Linked DNA regions of Homo sapiens: region 1 is linked to region 2. A link is a loop called in an ENCODE intact Hi-C map of the cell type or tissue named here. Cell type or tissue: IMR-90. All regions are shown on one strand. Links, peaks and the distances in the headings refer to the core of each region. The heading gives the core; the rest is flanking DNA. Region 1 has its middle 30 kb from the start of LINC00963. Region 2 overlaps C9orf50 (chromosome 9 open reading frame 50).

What was found. Peaks named below come from ENCODE experiments on the same cell type or tissue, not always from the same donor. Only the 100,000 strongest peaks of a DNase experiment are listed, where the experiment ranks them.
Region 1: it touches region 2 in a loop (11-fold over the local background); 6 of 110 quality-filtered maps call a loop at or near these places.

What each region holds. Positions count from the first base shown.
Region 1 is chr9:129,454,220-129,464,049 of GRCh38, reverse strand. No RefSeq gene overlaps it. Among named protein-coding and RNA genes, the nearest start is that of LINC00963, 30 kb to the left of the region's middle. RefSeq lists a silencer at 3,212-3,501 and enhancers at 3,141-3,764, 3,896-4,416, 4,417-4,938, 5,315-5,364. In IMR-90, for the core only: a CTCF peak has its summit at 3,453 (motif pointing left); a DNase peak (open chromatin) is centred at 3,559; H3K4me3 peaks cover 409 bases; H3K27ac peaks cover 1,447 bases.
Region 2 is chr9:129,605,875-129,614,976 of GRCh38, reverse strand. C9orf50 (chromosome 9 open reading frame 50) reads left to right here. Exons shown (of 7, transcript NM_199350.4): 5 at 1,380-1,542; 6 at 1,726-1,870; 7 at 2,523-2,752. The coding sequence ends at 2,630. It also overlaps a transcript of NTMT1 not described here. Among named protein-coding and RNA genes, the nearest start is that of C9orf50, 11 kb to the left of the region's middle. RefSeq lists enhancers at 2,914-3,413, 3,737-3,826, 3,414-3,915, 7,458-8,095 and silencers at 4,170-4,219, 4,250-4,299. In IMR-90, for the core only: CTCF peaks have their summits at 3,732 (motif pointing left) and 4,269 (motif pointing right); a DNase peak (open chromatin) is centred at 7,376; H3K4me3 peaks cover 886 bases; H3K27ac peaks cover 2,038 bases.

The sequences.
Region 1 (9,830 bases), core at 1-8,000, 150 kb after region 2:
CTGAAAACTATAACACAGTGTGACAGACGCAAGGGAGGTGGACATAACCCAGACCTCCAAACACCGAGCTCTGTGTCAGATCTCATTGGGGGTCCTTACCCCCATTCACCAGACAGGGAATCTGAGGCTTACAGGAAGTAAATGGCAGTGAAGAGGGAAGCTGGAATTTCCACCAACACAGAGCCAACGCCACAGCCTCCTCCAAGCCGCATTCAGGGGCTTGGCACCCTCACAAGGCCCCGTGCTCACCCCTGAGCAGGTCCCACAAGAAGCTGCAGGGCCAGTCTGTGCCCTGCATGCTGCCCCCACTTCAGCCACAAAGGCCCTTCCTGTGGATTCGGGAATGTGCCGTAGTCCCACCAGCACAGGCCCTTTGCACGTGCCTGGAACGCTCTTCCCTAGGTTGTAATTGTCACTGTTTGTCTCTGTCACCCCAGCCAGCCCACGAGGATGGAGTTAGGGCTTGTTCCCCCCTTATTAACCCAGGGAGTGGCCAGGCCTGGCACGGAGCAGGGGCTCCCCTTCTGATGGGAGGCCATGAAGGAGTGGTGGAGGTCGAGCTGAAGCAGCTTTGTCTTGCAGTCCTGCAGTCCTACAGTCCTGTTATCTGCCCTGGATCAGGCACCCATGATTTGCCCAGGATGGAGCCGAACAATTTACCAACACTGTGTAACTGAATTCTCAGAACCAACCCAGGAGGCTGGTACCATCCTTCTTCCATTGTCATGAGTGAGAAATGAGGTGACCCACCCAACATCAACATGGTAGAGCAGGAATTTGCTTTTTCAATGTATTGAGGCATAATGGACACTGGATACCTGCACATATTTAAATCGCACAGCTTGATGAGCTTTGGCACAGGTGCAGCACACCCCTAAAACCATCACTACCATCAAGACGGTGAACACACCCACCCCCACCCCACCCCACTGCCTCCTGTCCCAACAAAAGTTTCCTCATGCTGGCTGGGCACAGTGGCTCACACCTGTAATCTCAGTGCTTTGGGAGGCCAAGGTAGGAGGATCATCTGAGACCAGGAGTTTGAGACCAGCCTGGGCAACACAGAGAGACCCTGTCTCTACAATAAATAAATAAATACATACATACATACATACATACAAAAATTAGCCAAGCATGGTGGCATGTGTCTATGATCCCAGCTACTTGGGAGGCTGAGACCTGAAGCCAGGAGATGAAGGTGTCACAGTGAGCTATGACTGCGCTACTGCACTCCAGCATGGGCGACAGTGAGACCCTGTCTTAAAAAAAAAAAAAAAGAAAAGAAAAGAAAGAAAAAGTTTCCCATTGCCAATTTGTAGTCCTTCCTGGACCCCAGCATCCCCAGGCAACCACAGAGCTGCTTTCTGTCATTACCGACTCGCACGCATCTTCCGGGACTTCACACCGACACAATCCCCCATGCCTTGCTGGTGGCTGCCGGCTCCTCTCCCAGTCATGGTGCTGTGGTGCTGTGTGCACGGTTGTTCCGGCTCCTCTCCTGGTCATGGTGCTGTGGTGCTGTGTGCACGGTCGTTCCTGTTGGTGAGTCGCCTTCCATGGGACGGATGTGCCACAACCTGTTGCTCCCTTTGCCTGCGGGACGGAGCAACACTGTGCTGTCTCCAGTTTCCGCCTTTTACAAATAAAGCTGCTGTGAACACTCATGTGCAAGGCTCTGTGTGGAGGTGAGTTTCATTGTTTTCTTTTTCTTTCTTTTCTTTTCTTTTCTTTTCTTTCTTTTTTTTTTTTGAGACATGGTCTCGCTCTGTCGCCCAGGCTGGAGTACAGTGGCGTAATTTTGGCTCACTGCGGCCTCAACCTCCCTGGCTCAAGCGATCCTCTCACCTCGGCCTCCTGAGTAGCTGGGACTACAGGTGTGCACCACCATGCCTGGCTAATTCTTTTTTTTTTTTTTTTTAATTGAGACGGAGTTTCGCCCTTGCTGCCCAGGCTGGAGTGCAGTGGCATGATCTCGGTTCACTGCAACCTCCGCCTCCCAGATTCAAGCGATTCTCCTGTCTCTGCCTCCCAAGTAGCTGGGATTACAGGCATGCACCACCATGCCTGGCTAATTTTTGTATTTTTTGTAGAGATGGGGTTTCACCGTGTTGGCCAGGCTGGTCTTGAACTCCTGACCTCAGGTGATTCACCTGCCTTGGCTTCCCAAAGTGCTGAGGTTACAGCCGTGAGCCACCACACCCGGCATATATATATACATATATGTTTTTTTTTTTTAGACTCTCGCTCTGTCGCCCAGGTTGGAGTGCGGTGGCATGATCTCTGTTCACTGCAAGCTCCACCTCCCGGGTTCAGGCCATTCTCCTGCCTCAGCCTCCAGAGTAGCTGGGACTACAGGCACCCACCACCATGCCCAGCTAATTTTTTGTATTTTTAGTAGAGACGGGGTTTCACCGTGTTAGCCAGGATGGTCTCGATTTCCTGACCTCGTGATCCGCCCGTCTCGGCTTCCCAAAGTGCTGGGATTACAGGCATGAGCCACCGCGCCCGTCCAGTCTTTAAATATTTTGTAAAGACAGGGTCTCACTATGTTGCCTAGACTGGTCTTGGACCCCTGGGTTCAAGAGATCCGCCCGCCTCAGCCTCCCAAAGTGCTGGGATTACAGGCATGAGCCACTGCGCCGGTGGAGATTTCATTTCTTGGAGATAAAAGCCTCGGAGTGCCATGGTCAGATCCGTGGTAAGAGTATGTTCAACTTTTTTAAAAGTGCCAAATGTTTTCCAAAAGTAGTCGAACCACTTCTCATTCCTATCAGCGGTGGATGAGGGTCCCACTGGAGTGTGGGATTTGAACTCAGGCCCAGCCCACTCCAGAACCTGTGTCTGTCCCTGCCAAGCTTCAGGGATCCTCTCTGAAGGCCTTGGAGAAGGAACCAGCAGACAGCCGGCGGGGGCGGTGCTGGGATGCGGGCTCCGGCCTCTTTGCATCAGCCGAGGGTCCCTCCCTTGTAGCTGGGTCTGGCTTCCTCCTTGAACAGAGTGCTGCCTTCCCAGGGGCTCCTGGAGGGCAGGGGTGGGCACTCCGTGGGCACCAGGCCCACGAGGGGCTCCAGACCCTCCGCGGACCCTTGTCCCTGGCTGGGTTGAAGATGCCCGGAGTCTCCCAGGCCATGCCAAAGGCTTGTGGGGGTGGGGAAGGGTGCGAGGGTTTCACCAGGCACGCGCCAGGGAAAGGGCTTGTCCCTTGAGCTCCGACAGACAAGGAGGAGGAAGGAAGCCACCAGAACCCAGGCAGCGGCCGGGGGGAGAGCCAGAGAGTTTAGCAGCCAAAGCGGGGAGGGGCGACCCTCTCCTTCCAGACCCCAGGGAGGTGGGCAGAAAGCGGGAGGGGCGCGAGAAGGGAGCAGGGATTCTTCATTAAAACTGAACCCCCGGAGCCGGGCCCGCGGCGGCCGAGCAGCCGGGCTGCAGGCGGCCTCCCTCTCGCGGCGCACAGAGGCCCGCGCCGGCTCCAGCCGCCCGCGGCCGACCTCGCGCGTCCTCAAAGCCAGCCTGTCCCACTTCCCCCGCCGGTTGCTACAGCAACTGAGCTCTGAGTAATCAGCTGCACGGTGACCTTTCTTCCCCCGGAGAGCGGGAGGGAGGGAGCGGGAGGGCGGAGGGAGGAAGGGAGGGGAGGAGAGAGGGGGGAGGAGGAGGGAGGAGGAGAATGGAGGGGAAAGATGGAGAGGAGGAGGGAGGGAGGCTGGAGGGGGGAGATGCAGGCGGGGGAGGAGGGAGGAGGAGCAGGGGGAGGCTGAGCTGCTGGTCAAAGCTGTAAATCCCTGCAGCTGGGGTCTGAGGGCTTTGCGGGGAGGAGCTGGCAGTCAGAAGGCGGGAGAGAGGAGGGGGCGGCCGGCAGCACCGTGGTAGGGGGAGGGAGGGGTAGCCAGGGAACTGACCCGGACAGATTCCCTCCCAGGCACCCCTGGCGCCCACCCCTAGCCCCTCCCGGGATGCTCCCCCGAGTCCTCCCTCGTGGAGAGGTGAGGGGACTGTGAGAGAACGGCAGGTCCCCAGTGCTCTCTGGCTCACAGGACAGCCCTCCCGCCTCCGCAGCCGCCTTGATTCCACCATTCCCCAGATGGAAAAACTGAGGCTGGGAGGCTTGTTTACAGTGTCAGGGCCCCGAGCTTGGCCCCTGGGACAGCCCCTCACCCCACAACCGCCACTAGCTGGCAACCAGGTGGAGGAAAGTTCTGGTCCACGCCCAGCCTTCCCACCTCCCTGATCTCTGGCCTCAGTTTCCCTGGTTGTAAAGCAAGGATCCCCACGGCATGGTGTACGCTGCAGTGGCGGGGGAGTTAGGGGGCTCCATGGAGCTTCTCACACCCCAGTGTTGATTTAAGATTCTCTAAGCGCAGCAGAAGCGCGGTGAGGCGAATGTGAGAGGGCCGGGACTGGAGATGCTGGGGATGGGGTGGGCATACTTAGGAGAAGGGGCCCCACAGGTCCCGGAGCGGCCAGGTAGCTGGGGCACCACCCAGGCCCCCTCAGGCGCGGAAACCTTCCTGCTACCTGGTATCCTGCCTACCCCCCCCAGCTCGGCCGCCCTGGGGCCTCTCCGGCTCCAGCTCTTGGCTGGGCCTCGGTGCCAGCACAAGCCCTATCACCCGCCGGCCCTGGGGACCCGCCAGCCGCCTGTTTACGAGGCCAGCCAGCCCCCCGTCACAGCCGTGCCCACGGGGTGGGGGAGGGACGACAGATGGCGGAGGTGCCATTTTAACCAGAGTCTGCAGCCGTTGGGGAAGGAGAGGAAGTAGCCCAGGGCTGGAGGGAGCTGGGACCTTCTGTTGTTGCTGCCCCTGGGGCACCTCCATCCTACCCCCTCTGCACGGGCACCTCTCCCGAGCTCAGGTCTGAGTGGCACAGATCCAACAACCTCGTCACTGGGGCTGCCTAATCTTCCATGGACTCTGTGGGTGCCCCTTGGATCAGCGAAGCATCCGGGGTCCCCCGGGGGCAGGGGCTATAGGGGCAATCTCTTAAGGCTCCACTGTGAGGAGGGCCCCATGACTTCTCCAGCCCACAGCAAGGATCCCCCACCCCCACTACTGACTATGAAATGCAGGCTGCAGGGAGTCACAGCAGGAGGGACCGTGGGCAGACAGGGCTGCAAAGTTCGGCCTGCCTCGAGGCTCCAGCAGGGGAGCTCAGGACGGGTTGGGAGCAAAGTCTGGGAGAGGGAGAGGGGCTCCCCCCAGGCGTTCTGTGCTTTCATCCCAGCTCAGCACCCATGTCAGCCCCAGAACCTCCCCCAGGCTTCCACATTCAAAGCTCCAGCTGCAGAGGGTGCTGACCTCGCCCCTGTGGGGGTAGGGGGCGAAAGGGGGCTTAGGGGCAAGCCAGATGGTGATATGGAGACAAACTGCATAGCTCCTCGGTAACTCTCAGGCCCGTGTTTCACAGGTGAGGACACCAAGACCAGGGGCGTGAAGCCACTGGTCCAGGGTCACCCAGCTGTTGATGGGTGCGCCAGCCCCTGATGGTCCAGGATGAGGAGCACGTGACGCTCTCAGGCCACAGAACGACCGCACTGGAGGCAGCAGCCGTGGCTGTGAGCCTGCCTGTTCCCCAGGGTTCTTGACTCTCTGGAAGCTTCCCTTTGTGGGAAACCTTTGTGCACCCAGGCTTTTGGACAAGTGACACTTGTTTGTACAAGCAGGAGTGGTTTGGATCAAGGGATCGAGGTGATAGCAAGAGCCACTCTGCCTCCCTGAGCACCCGCAAAGCCCTGCTCTGGGCCTCACATGTGGTTTTTGTTTTGTTTTGTTTTGAAACAGGGTCGGGCTCTGTCACCCAGGCTGGAGTGCAGTGGCATGATCACGGCTCACTGCAGCCTCAACCTCGCAGGTTTACACAACCCTCCCACCTCAGCCTCCCGAGTAGCTGGGACTTTTGTTTTGTTTTGTTTTGTTTTTAATTTTTTGTAGAGATAGGGTCTTCCTATGTTGCCCAGGCTGGTCTCAAACTCTTGGGTTCAAGTGATCCTCCTGCTATGGCCTCCCAAAGTATTGGGATTATAGGCATGAGCCACCACGCCAGACCCACATGCGTTTTATCATAGGATGTCCTGGCTATCCTGGAAGGTGAATGCTGCTATTATATCCGTTTTCAGATAGAAAAAAATGAGGCTTAGGGAGATGTGGTGACTTGCCTCAGATCTCACAGAACCAAGCATGAGAACTAGGATCAGAATCCACTTTTCCTTGACCTTAGAGATGGTCTCAACCCGACTTGTATCAGCCAGATTTTTCCAGATTCAGGAGTGTGGATGTTTTCCATGTCGGATTTTGCTATGAATAGAATTCTGAGTCTCAAACAGTGTGCTCTTTGCTGTATGCCAGTGCTACCTCCACCTGCCTACTTATTTATCCGCCCATCCTCCCATCCATGTATCTGCCCCTCCACCCACTCATCTGCTGATCCATCTGCTGATCCATCCATCCACCCACCCTTCTATCCACCCGTCCGTTCACTTATCCACTCACCACCCAACTATCCAAGACCTCACTCACCAATCCATCTTCCCATCTACACATCCATCCACTCATCCATCATCCATCCATCCATCCATCTATCCATCCAACCATCCACCCATCTACTCATCCATTCATCCACCCCTCCGTCCACTCATCCATCCATCCACGCACCCATCTACTCATCCATCCATCCACCCATCCATATACCCACTCATCCATACATTCATCCACTCACCACCCACCCATATAGTCATCCACCCTCCACTCATCCATCCATCCATCCATCCGTCCATCCATATACCCTCCCACTCATCCATCCATCCATCTACTCATCCATTCATCCACCCATCCATCCACTCACCCATCCATCCATCCATCCACCCATCTACTCATCCATCCATCCATCCATTCATATACCTACCCATCCACACATTCATCCACTCACCACCCACCCATATAGTCATCCACCCTCCACTCACCCATCTATCCATCCATCCATCCATCCACTCATCCATCCACATATCCACCCATCCATTCACCTATCTATGCACCCATCCATCCAGACATGCATCCACTCACACCACCCACCCATCCATCATTCATCCACCATCCATCCATTCAACCATCTGTCTATGTACCCACCCATCCACACATTCATCTACTCACCACCCACCCATATCCCTCCACTCATCCATCCATCCGTCCATCCATCCATCCACCCATCTACTCATCCATCCATCCATCTACCCATCCATCCACCTATCTATGCACTCACCCTTCCACACACTCATCCACTCACCACCCACTCATACAGCCATCCACCCTCCATTCACCCACCCATCCATCATCCATCCATCCAGCCAACCATCACCCATTCACCCATTCTCAATCCACGCATGTTTCCATCCATCCACCTACCACTGCCCACCATCCATTCATTTTATTTTTATTCTGAGCCTTGCTCCTACACCTTTTGGTTCTGAAACATATGCTTCTGTGAGCTGACTGCTGATACTGTCCCTGTGGAAGTCACTGACTCCCACCCCTGGCTTAGCACACCAGTTCTGACAGGTCCCACCAAGGCTGCAACTCCCACGTAAGAGGGTCAAGCCCCCCTTCTTCCCGCCTCACCTCCACTTGGGTGGGAATTAGACTCTGGGTTCTTTTCTTTCCTTCCTTTCCGGAGTCACTCACTTCTCCACCTGGGTATTTCAGCCCCAAGATAGAGGCCTCAAAAATGTGGAAAAAGAACAAGCCACTAGCTCACTCTCAGAGCCTCACCACCCTGCAAAAGGACATCGATTATCAGGGCACAGGGGAGCATGCCATGGGCACCTGAGCCAGTCCTGGGACCAGGCACTAGCAGGACAAGCTGGTCTGGAACTGGGCAGCCTCCACATCTGCTTCCAACCTGCTGTGTGGCCCTTGACAACAGAATAAGAATAATCGCTCCTGTCCTTCTGAGGGTTGGAAGGGAAAACATGGAGGCTTTAAACAGTGAGAGCGCTTCAGCCCTTCAGTGACAGGGCATAGAAAGCCCTGGGGGAGGAGAAGGAAGGGCAGGGGAGGAGAGGGAAGGGAGGGGGGAAGAGGAAGGGACTGACTTCCTTGAGTACTTACTATGTGTCTGCAAGGTAGCAGGTGTTCCCATCTCTTCATCTCACTGGATTCCCCAACAACTCTATGCAGCTGGCATTCTATCCCCTAGCACACACGCTTCACCGATGGGGAAGCTGAGGCTCAGAGAGGGCCGGCAACTTCTCCAAGGTCACACAGCTCCCACAGGCTAGATCTGGGACACCAGCCCCGGCCCCTCGGTCTGACTCCAGAGTTTGGCACCTTTGCCTGTGTCCCCACCCTGAGCATCTCCCCCTGAAGGTGATGGCAGGGCAGAAAGTGCCATCAGCACTCGCCTCTAAGGCAGCTTTGGAGGTTCATGCAGCCATTCAGTTAACAAATATGCATCCACTCCCTCTCTGGGTTAGGCCTCTCCCCTCCTCCTTGGGGCTCCCTGGTGCGGGCTGCTGTAGGGACTGATCTCAGCTGGCAAAGCCCTGCTTCACCCAGGCTCAAAAAAGAGTCCTGCTGCCGTCCAGCCTGAAGGAGTGGGGGCCACAGGCTCCCAGAACCGAGGCTGGGGAGGCAGGAGGCAGAGCTGTCAGCTCAGAGCAGACTCCTCTCATCAGCATGGGGCCCCAGCCTCCCAGCTTAAAGATCGCCTCGGGCGCTCTCTTAAAGATGCTAACGTTGCAGCTGACATTTGGGAGATCCTGGCAGCCGATCAAACCCAAGCTGAAAATCGGAGCTGCCGGGTGGGTGGGGTGGGCACCAGGCAGCAGGGACCCGCGCTGGCTGGGCCAGCTGGGGCCGAAGGCAGCAGGGCTCGGGTGGCTGGTTGCTGGCTATGGCTGTGCCTTCAACCTGGCCCAAGCCATCTGGGTATCCTGTGCTTTGCTGGAAAGACATGGGAGGAGGAGGAGGAGGCAGAAGGTGAGAAAGGACGAAGGAAGAAAATGGATGTGTAGAGGAGACCTGAACTTCTTTCATCCCCAAACACCAGGTTCTCGCCAGTAATCAGACCAGTCGGCAAAAAGACACCCACGGGTGAAGAGTTGTGGGACACGGATAAGATGGAGGGAGGTTCCTGGTGCCAGTTACATCTCCGGCTGCAGTGCCCAGTGGGTCCCATCCAGTGTAGGGTGTGCCCTGAGGAAGCTGAGGGGTCTGAGGAGGAGTCAGGAGAGAAAGATTCCTACTCATTCTGCCAATCCATGGTGGGGGGATGGAGAGATAGGGCAAACCTCAGCCTGCCTGAGCCAACCTTGTCTCCTTTCCATTCATCCACCCTGCCACCCACTACCTCCACCACCCACCACTGCCACCTCTGCCACCCACCACCTCCACCCACCACTGCCATCCACCACCTCCACCTCCGCCACCCACCGCCTCCACCACCCACCACTGCCACACACCACCTCCTCCACCCACCTCCACCACCCACCACCTCCTCCACCCACCACCTCCACCCACCGTCTCCACCACCTCCACCTCCACCACCTCCACCTCCACCACCTCCACCACCCACCACCTCCACCACCCACCACCTCCACCACCTCCACCACCCACCACCCCCACCATCCACCACCTCCACCACCCACCACCTCCACCACCCACCACCCCCACCATCCACCACCTCCACCACCCACCACCTTCACCCACCACCTCCACCACCCACCACCACCTCCACCACCTCCACCCACCATCTCCACCACCCACCACCTCCACCACCCACCACCTCCACCACCCACCACCCACCACCTCCACCACCCACCACCTCCACCACCTCCACCA
Region 2 (9,102 bases), core at 1,103-9,102:
GAGCCACCAGACCCTGGATGTAATGGTGTCTGTTTTGCAGTTCCCAGTGAGTTTTCTTTTTCTTTTTTTTTTTCTGATACGGAGTCTCACTCTGTCGCCCAGGCTGGAGTGCAGTGGCGCGATCTCGGCTCGCTGCAAGCTCCACCTCCCGGGTTCATGCCATTCTCCTGCCTCAGCCTCCTGAGTACCTGGGATTACAGGCATGCGCCACCGCCCCTGGCTAATTTTGTATTTTTAGTAGAGACGGGGTTTCTCCATGTTGACCAGGGTGGTCTCGAACTCCTGACCTCAGGGATCCACCTGCCTCTGCCTCCCAAAGTGCTGGGATTACAGGCATGAGCCACCGCGCCTGGCCATTCCCAGTGAATTTTCTGAAGTGTGTCTCGAGAAGCAGGCGAGAAGTCCCTGTTCTTACTCTGGTATAACCTTGACTAAGCTCCACCTTTTTCTGTGTGCCCAGCCTCTTCTCAGGATCCAGCAGCCCCCAGGGTCCCCAACAGTCAATGTCCTCTAGCTGTTTATTGAGCACCCACTATGTGCAGTTTCAGGAAATGTCTGCCTCAAGGTCTAGCTGTGGGCGATGCCCTGCAAACCTAGGACCTTCGCTGATTTGGGAGGGATCTGACGCAGCCTCCTTAGCGTGACAGGAAGCTGGAGTTAGAAGCTGTGATTTTTGCCCAACTTCTGTTTGTTTGGTGGGGAAACCAAGGCCCCAGAAGCAGGATGGGCTTGTGTGGGTGACGCAGAGCCACATATAGAAGCCAGAGTGACCCCGGGCCCCTCTTGGGAATCCAAGGCCAGGACAAGCCCAAGAGAAACAATTTCATGTGAATGGCAGTTGGTGCATACAGGAGATGATTCCGTGTCAGCCACTGGCCATAAGGAGCTATCATGGTGTCCCGGGCAGCAGGGTGCCCAGGAGACGTGGGGGCCAGCCTGCTGCTTCCCAGCCCTTTCCATCCTGGGGCAGCCATTGGGGAACTCAGGGTCCTTGGACCACCTCGCATGGCTGCTGTTGGACAGGAAGAGCCCCCATCCCTGAGACAGCCCTCCCTGAAGCCCTCAACGCTCTCAGCATGGTTTCTGGGATTTCTATGATGGGGTAAGTGGTCTCCCCACTGCGAGAAAGGGGGCACGCTTCCGGCTGCAGCGTGAGTGGGGGTGCGCAGGGGCACAGCTTGGGTATAACAGAAATGGTCACGCAAGGTGGTTTTAAAACCCAAGGCTTCTCTGGAGGCAGCCAGAAGGCGCTGGGGAGCCTGGGGTTGCCATGGAGACAGGGCTCTGACCGGCCCTGCCTGCCAGAGGGAGGAAAAGAGGGTGGGGGCACCAGTGCCCTCCTCCTGGGCAGAGATCTCACCCTGCCCTCTTTCCTGCAGTCCAACAGAGCGTCATTGTGAACCAGAAGGCCGCCCTGCCAGTGGCGTCCGAGCGGGTGTTTGGGAGTGTCGGAAAACGGCTGGAGAGTTTGCCCAAAGCCCTGTACCCTGGGGCCAAGGAGGAGACCCTGGCCAGCTCCTCGTGTTGGGACTGCGCTGGCCTGTGAGGCTCCAGGGAAGCGGATGGGACTCGTGGACATTGCCAGGGCCCTCCACCCCCCTTGCCTACAGACCTCCCCACCCAGCAGCAGGCGGGTTGCCAGTGTGGGTCCTCAAGGGCCCTGCCAGCCATGGGTGGGCCGGGGACTCAGAGTCCAGGAAGCTCATGGGGTCCTGTCTCCCCCAGGTCCACCCAGAAGACACAGGGCTACCTTTCTGAGGACACCTCCATGAACAGCAGCCTGCCCTTCTGTTCATGGAAGAAGGCCGCTGCTCAGAGGCCGCGAAGCAGCCTCCGAGCCTTCTTGGACCCGCACAGAAACCTGGAGCAGGTGGGCAAATGGTCTTGCTCCTGGACCTAGAAGCTGGTGAGCCCCTGCTGGCAGCTGGCTCCGGGAGCAGCCCTGTTTGGTGGAGTGGCTGGGGCTGGGAGTGGACCCTCCCTGAGAGCCAAGTCACCGTGGGGGCTTGCAGTGGCCACGCCCTGTGTTCCTGCATCTCCCTCAAAGGGCAGCTGTCAAGGGGTGGCTCTAAGCCAGGTGCCTGGGTTCCGATCACAGTTCCTTTCTGCATCTCCCCTCCCCTCCCCTCTCCTCTCTTTGCTTTTTTGAGACAGAGTGTTGCTCTGTCGCCCAGGCTGGAGTGCAGTGGTGCAATCTTGGCTCACTGCAACCTCTGCAATGGGGACACCCACCACCACACCCAGCTAATTTTTGTATTTTCGGTAGAGACAGGGTTTCACTATGCTGGCCAGGCTGGTCTTGAACTCCTGACCTCAGGTGATCTGTCCGCCTTGGCCTCCCAAACTGCTGGGATTACAGGCGAGAGCCACCGTGCTTGACCTTGCATTTGTTTCCTCATCTTTTAAAATGGGGCTGACAGCACTACCTGCCCAACAGGGCTTCAGCACAGAATCCCACTGGGAGCCCAGTCCCCTGCCCCGAGGTCCTGGTAGCAGCCAGCTGGTCCTCTGTCTCACTCTAGGAGTCCCTCCTGCCCAACCGGGTGCTGCAGTCGGTCCTGAAGCAAGGCTGCCCTAAGGGGTACCATCTCCTCCTGGCCTCCGCAACACTGCAGCCAGATAAGAGGTGAACACTCGCGAACCCAAGGCCAGGGGCACACATGGGCCAGGCAATGAGGAGCGTCCTTCCTTGCCCCACAAATAAAGGCACATCCCAGGTGGCTGGGACCTGCCAGTAGGTGTCACACCACAAGCCTTTCTGGGTACCTGGTTGCTGGTCTCTGGGGGTTCCTGGAAGGAAGGGGATGGAGACACAGCCAGGATGAGGCTGAGGGGTGGGGACAGGGCATCCCTGGGGTTCAGGACTTGTAGTGAACCCCTCTTCTGGAAGGTGGGAGACCCTGCCACATACCTGAAACCTGGGAACATGCTGGGCACAATGGTCCATGCCTGTAATCCCAGAACTTTGGAAGGCTGAGGTGGGAGGATGGCTTGAGCCCAGGAGTTTGAGACCAGCCTGAGCAACATAGACCCTGTCTCTTAAAAAAAGAAAAAAAAATAGCTGGGCGTGGTGCTCCACGCCTCTAGCCCCAGGTACTTGGGAGGCTGAGGCGGGCAGATTGCTTGAGCCCAGGTGGTTGAGGCTGCAGTGAGCTGTGATCCCGCCACTGCACTCCAGCCTGGGCGAGAGAGTAAGACCTTGTCTCAAAAAACAAGCAAACAAACAACAACAACAACGAAACCCAAAAAACTTGGGACCAAGCCTCTGTTGACCTAGATCAGCCCACACCTGAAGCAGGCACCTGCTGGAAACTCAGCCTAGGGGTGGAGAACCCCCACCCCAAGCCTCTGTCCTCCCCCACCAAGCCTCCATCTGACATCCACAATGGAGTGAGGGCGTCCAGACTCCAGCCGAGGGAAGAGAGCCCTGTGTTGGTCTCATGCGTTTCCCCGGAAGGGTTGGCACCCTCTGGTCCCAGAAGGCAAAGCACCTGTGTGGGACGGGCTGGGGCCCACGGTTTCTCTCCTAGTCTGGGGATGAGGGGGTGGATGTTCAAATCTGCATCAGGAGGTGGCGAAAGACAAGGTGGCAGACCCTGCCCACCAGGTTTGCCCCTGCCACACCTGCGTTCCAGCCCCCTGGAGAAAGTTTGAGCCGCCGCCTCTTTCCCTGAAGCTGTCAGTGGCCCCCAGACCCGCGCCATTGCCCAGGATCCGGGTCTTTCTCGCCACCTCCTGGCCGCTGAGGAAACAGCAGGGAATCCACACCCTGGCGCCTTGTTTAATGGCAAAGGAATGGGCTGCAAACGGTGGGACTGGCCTGGGCGGTGGCTGGTGGGGGTCCTTAGGGCCGGGATGGGTTGTGGATGGGGGACGCCTTTTGGGAGAGGCGCCCTAACTCCAGAAGAAGGGCAATAGAGCTAGGGTTAGTTTAGACAAACTCTGCAGGGATGGGAAGAAGACAGCACTGCCACCGCCCCTCCACCGGGTACCTGATTGCTGGACTCTGGAGGTAACTGGAAGGAAGGGGGTGGAGACACATCTAGGACGAGGAGTGGGATTCAGTCCCTGGGACGTCCCCTCCCTTCTGTCTCCCTTTCTGGACATTCACGCCCCGTCCCCCGTCTCAGCAGGCCTGATTCTACGGCCCCTCCTCCAGGTGGCCTTGCGCAGCCCACGTCGCCCTCTCTGAGCCTCAGTTTACCCCAAGGGTCGCGGCGGGCCCCGGCCCCTGCGCCGGCTGCAGCACCGCGGCGCGCCCACGCGGGGGCAGTGTTGGCCTGGCTTTGGCGCCGCCTGGCGCGGCCGAAACTTCTCAGCCTCTCGCTCCAGGGTCGGAAACTTTTCCCCTCGCGCGGCGCTCGCGCCCGCCCGCCTCCGCCTCCGCGCTGCTGGCTCCGCACAGCCCCGCTCCGGCCGCGCGACCTCCTGGCACCTGCTCCGAGCCCACGACCGGCCCTGGCGGGTGGGGGGAAACGCGCCGCCCCCGCCCCCCAACTTCCCTCTCTCTCGCTTTTGTTGTTCAGCCCAAAATTGCTAGGCTTGCAGCCGTGCGGCAGCGCCGAGCACTGAAGCCGGAGTCCGCGTGGAGCCCCCGGGGCGGGTCTCGGCGCCCCCGCGACCCCGGACTCCACGCCCTTGCTCGCGCCGGGGGCACCACGCCGGTGGGGGGGGGGCGGGGCCTGCAGGGAGACCTGGCCCCCGCCTACCGCTTACCCCTCCCCTTCCCCCCTTTCCCCTCTCCCTCCCCCTTTCCCCTCCCCCTCCCTCCTCCCCCCCTCCTCCCCCCTCCCCTGTGGCTCGGCCCGCAAGGCCCCGGGATCCCGCAGCGCTCCTGTCCGCTCCCTGCGCTGTCCACTCCCTCCCCGCAGACCACAGATGGAGGACGGAAGCCTCAGTCCCGCCGCTTTCGGCACTCACACCCACCACCGAGATACGCACCCCGAGACACACACAGGCACACCACAGGGCCACACCCACACGGTACACAGACAAAACAACGCCCCACAGACACCCCCTTCAGACACACACACCACACACATACCCGGACTCCTGCCCTACAAACAGCCGGTGAACACAGGCCGACCTCACACATACACGGCCTCTCACGGGGTCTCCCAGGGCCGCAGCCCCCACATTCGGGGTCATCTGCTGCCCTGGAGGCCCAGACGCCTCCCCCTGGCCCTCTGTAGCCACTTGTCTGTCCACCAGCATGTCCCCCACCATGAACAGGGGATGAGGAAGAGGGAGCGAGGCATTCAGGGGATGGACCCAACCCCAGCTCTTCCCCGGGGGCCCTCCGGGGGCCTATCTCTCACCCTCTTTGGCAGAGACCCCAGATTGGGGGCCTCCCCAGGGGCCCCAACAGGGCCCTTTTCCGTGGGGCATTTCCACTCAGGGCTGGCGGGGGTGGGGTGGGGTTTGGGGTGGGGGGGCTGCCCCTCCTGGGCTTCAGGAAGCAGCATGTCAGGGAGGCCAGGAAAGCTCTGCTCCCCCCAACTCAGACCCATCTGAGCAGCTGGGATCAAGGCAGGCGCACCCTCCAACCCCACGCCTGCCATTGGTCATGGACAGTCCTGTGCCCAGCCAGGGCAGGGGAGAGTGGCAGCCCGGTCTAGTTGGGGGGAGGGGGAGGAATGACTCTGACCCAAGGCAGAAGGCAGAGCTGGGAGAGGCAGGAGGTCACTGCCCCTTTCTAGGTGTCCCCACCTCCCCACGCCTCTGCACCCCTGCAAGCTGGCTCCTTAGCCCGTTTGCTGATAAGGACACTGAAACCCTGAGGGCTCAGGCGGTCTCACCTGGGCGTGCTGGCGGTGCCCACTGGAGCTGGAACTGGTCCTACAGATGTCCTGAGCCAGCAGAGCCCTCGGCGGCGCACACAGGAGCTCTCTCCTAAGCCGCTCTCTGTACAGCCTTTGGTTGTTGGGGAAGCCAGGGCCCAGAGAGGCTCAACTCTTTCTCAAGATCACACAGTGACCAGGTGTTGGAGTGGGCATTCGCACTCAGCACCTCTTCACGGGGAAGCCCCGTCTCCCGCTGAGCGCAGTCCTGTGGAGGCTGCTTCTTCCTGCCGCACATGGGGCACCTCGGAGCAGGGAGGATCAGGGCAAGGTCAAGGAAGGAGAGGCGTTTATTTGGAGAGGGTGGAACTGGGCAGGTGCACAGGGTCCGGAAGGAGCTGGAAGCCTCAAGGCTGGTGGGCAGGACCCACGACTGGAGTGGGGAAGAGGGCGCTGGCTCCAGGCAGGAGCCTGGTGGGAGGGAGAGGAGGGAGCCAGGAGCTAGGGAGCCCTGTAGATGCAGGGCCAAGGGAAGCCAGCCCCAAGTGGGGCTCCAGGGATGGCAGCTGCCCCACGGGCCGATTGCCATTCTGCAGGCGGCTCATTCAGCTCTGTTATGGACTGAACGTGTCCCCCCAAAATTCATATGCTGGAACCCCAGGTCTGATGTGATGGTTTGAGGAGGTGGGGCCGTTGAGGGGTGATCAGGTCATGAGGGTGGAGCCCTCACAAGTGGGATTCCTGCCCTTATAAAAGAGGCCCGAGGCCGGGCGCTGTGACTCACGCCCGTAATCCCAGCACTTTGGGAGGCCGAGGTGGGTGGATCACCTGAGGTCAGGAGTTTGAGACCAGCCTGGCCAACATGGCGAAACCCATCTCTACTAAAAATACAAAAATTAGCTGGGCATGGTGGTGGGCACCTGCAATCCTAGCTACTGGGGAGGCTGAAGCAGGAGAATAACTTGAACCCAAGATGCGGAGGTTGCAGTGAGCCGAGATCATGCCACTGCACTCCAGCCTGGGCAACAGAGCAAGATTTTGTCTAAAAAAAAAAAAAAAAGAAATAAAATAAAAGAAAAAGAGGTCCCAGAAAGGCCTTGCCCCTTCCTCCTTGTGCGGATACCGCAAGAGGCCAGCAGTGTGCAACCCGGAGGAGGGCCCTCACGGGAACCTGACCATGCCAGCACCCTGATCTCGGACTGCCAGCCTGCAGCCTGGGAGGAATACACTCTATTGCTTCGGAGCTGCCTAGGCTCTGGTCATCTGTTAAGCAGCCCAAAGAGACTCAGCCAAGTACCACACCCGTGCTGGGCCCTGAGTGGGTAACTGCCTGGGCAGCCCCGCCCCTGGAGCCTAGAGTCATGGGGAGCATTGCTCAAATTGAGCAGTTCCAGGATGCAGTGACAAGTGCTGGGATGGGAGGCCTTGGGAGCAGAGAGTAGGGCCTCAATCCTCTGTGCAGGGCATGGGGTGGACACCTGGGCTTTCTGACGGCAGCCAGGTGGGGGCGTGGTCAGAACACAGAGGCACACAGGGAAAGGCAAGTGACTGCTACTGCCTTTCCGGTCCCACAGGAAGGCTGGTGATGCAATTCTCAGCATGGACCAGGGGAGGAAACAGACATGGGAGGGCTGTTGAGCAGGCAGAGGGAAGGGCTGGTGTTCGCCTAGCCAAGATAGACACACACACACACACACACACACACACACACACACACACCACACCACACACCACACACCCTGGCTCCCAGCCGTGTGGGGCTGCCCAGCACTCATTCCAGCTGCTCTGCCTTTATCGGGGCCATTTGTTCGACCCCACCCCCACCACCTGCCCACCCTCACCCTTTCCCATCATTTCTGCCTCTCTGGGTCCTTCTGTCTTCCCTCCCAAATACACCCTAAGTGACAGATGGTCTGCCCCTTCCTGTTGGAGGCAGTGAAACCCTTCCATGGGGACATGTGACACCACCTCCGGGCAGCCCCACAAGCCTCAACATTCCCCTATGAACAGCACCAAGAAGGGGGATGCTCACTGCTGTTTCGACCCATCGGAGCCAGCTTTGGATGCTGGATGGTGTCTAGGCCAGAAGCAGGGATTGGACTCACCAGGCTGGGCCAGGTGTCTCTAGGGCTCTGGAATTCTCCCAGTCAGACTCGGACCCCAAGCACGGCAGCCGGGAGCAGCTCCTCTGCCTCTGCCATCATGGAGCCCGGGCACCCTTAAAGACTCACCCACCAATGTTTCCCTGGCTTATTTACTGCACCTGGCAGCTGAGGGGGCTTCAGTGATGCCCCCAAACTCCCAGGGAGCCCCCCTGCCTGGCTCTGGGAAGACTTCTCTGATGGCTGAAGAGCGCAGCAAACCTCAAAAGAATCTTCCAACAGGAACGTCCTGGTCCATACACTTTGCAGCCATCTCAGTGACCCGAAGCATGTTCTCTGGGGGACGTCACCTCCCCAGGCCGGCCACAAGTAACTTCTAGTAACTTCTAACACAGCCCACAGCTGTTCTGGTCATGTGGATTATCTGGCCATGTTAATCAGGGCAGCCAGGAATCCGTGAGAGCAAGATGAACCCGGGCCCTGACCTCATGAAGCTCAGAGTCCAGCAGGAAATCGCAGAGGAATCAGGACGAAAGCTATCGAGCAAGTGCTATTTGCAGATGCTGCTCTAACACGTCCGTGCTTAAAGCTTACCTCCCCTTGAAGGAGGGCACATCTCTGGGGAGTAGGCCCAATCCCTGCAGATCAAGAAACCAGCCCACAGAGAGGTTAAGTAACTTGACCAGGGTCACACAGCTGAGCTCCAGATAAGAAATCATATAAGAAAGGGAGGTTCAGGCAGCTGTGCAGGGGAGCACAGAGCAGCTGCCTCCTCTGAGGCTGAGGTTTCTTCCTCCAGGAAGCTGGCCTAGATTTCCACTAGCCCAGCAGGGCCATAGCCAGTGCGTCCAGGCTGGCTATCCTGGCAAACTCTGTCCTGGGGAGCCAGTGTCTGGATTGGGGAGATATAGATGGGGCCAGCTGCACAGATGTGTGACCCCTGCAGGCGCACAGGGCCCCAGGCTTAGAAGGGCCCTGCACAGGCTTCATGCTATGTGGTTGCCATCTTGAAATTTGCAATACATGAGGCACGAGGGGTCCTGCTTTTCATTTTACCCTGGGCCCCACAGACTGTAGCTACCCCATACACAGACACTAAATTATGGCGATGCTGAGCTGCGGCTGGGCGGAGGGCTGGTGAGAGGGTCGCAGAGGGTCTCCTGGAAGAATCGGCCAGACAGAGAGGCCGAGGGGCTGGAGCGAGGCTGGTCAGATGGGCA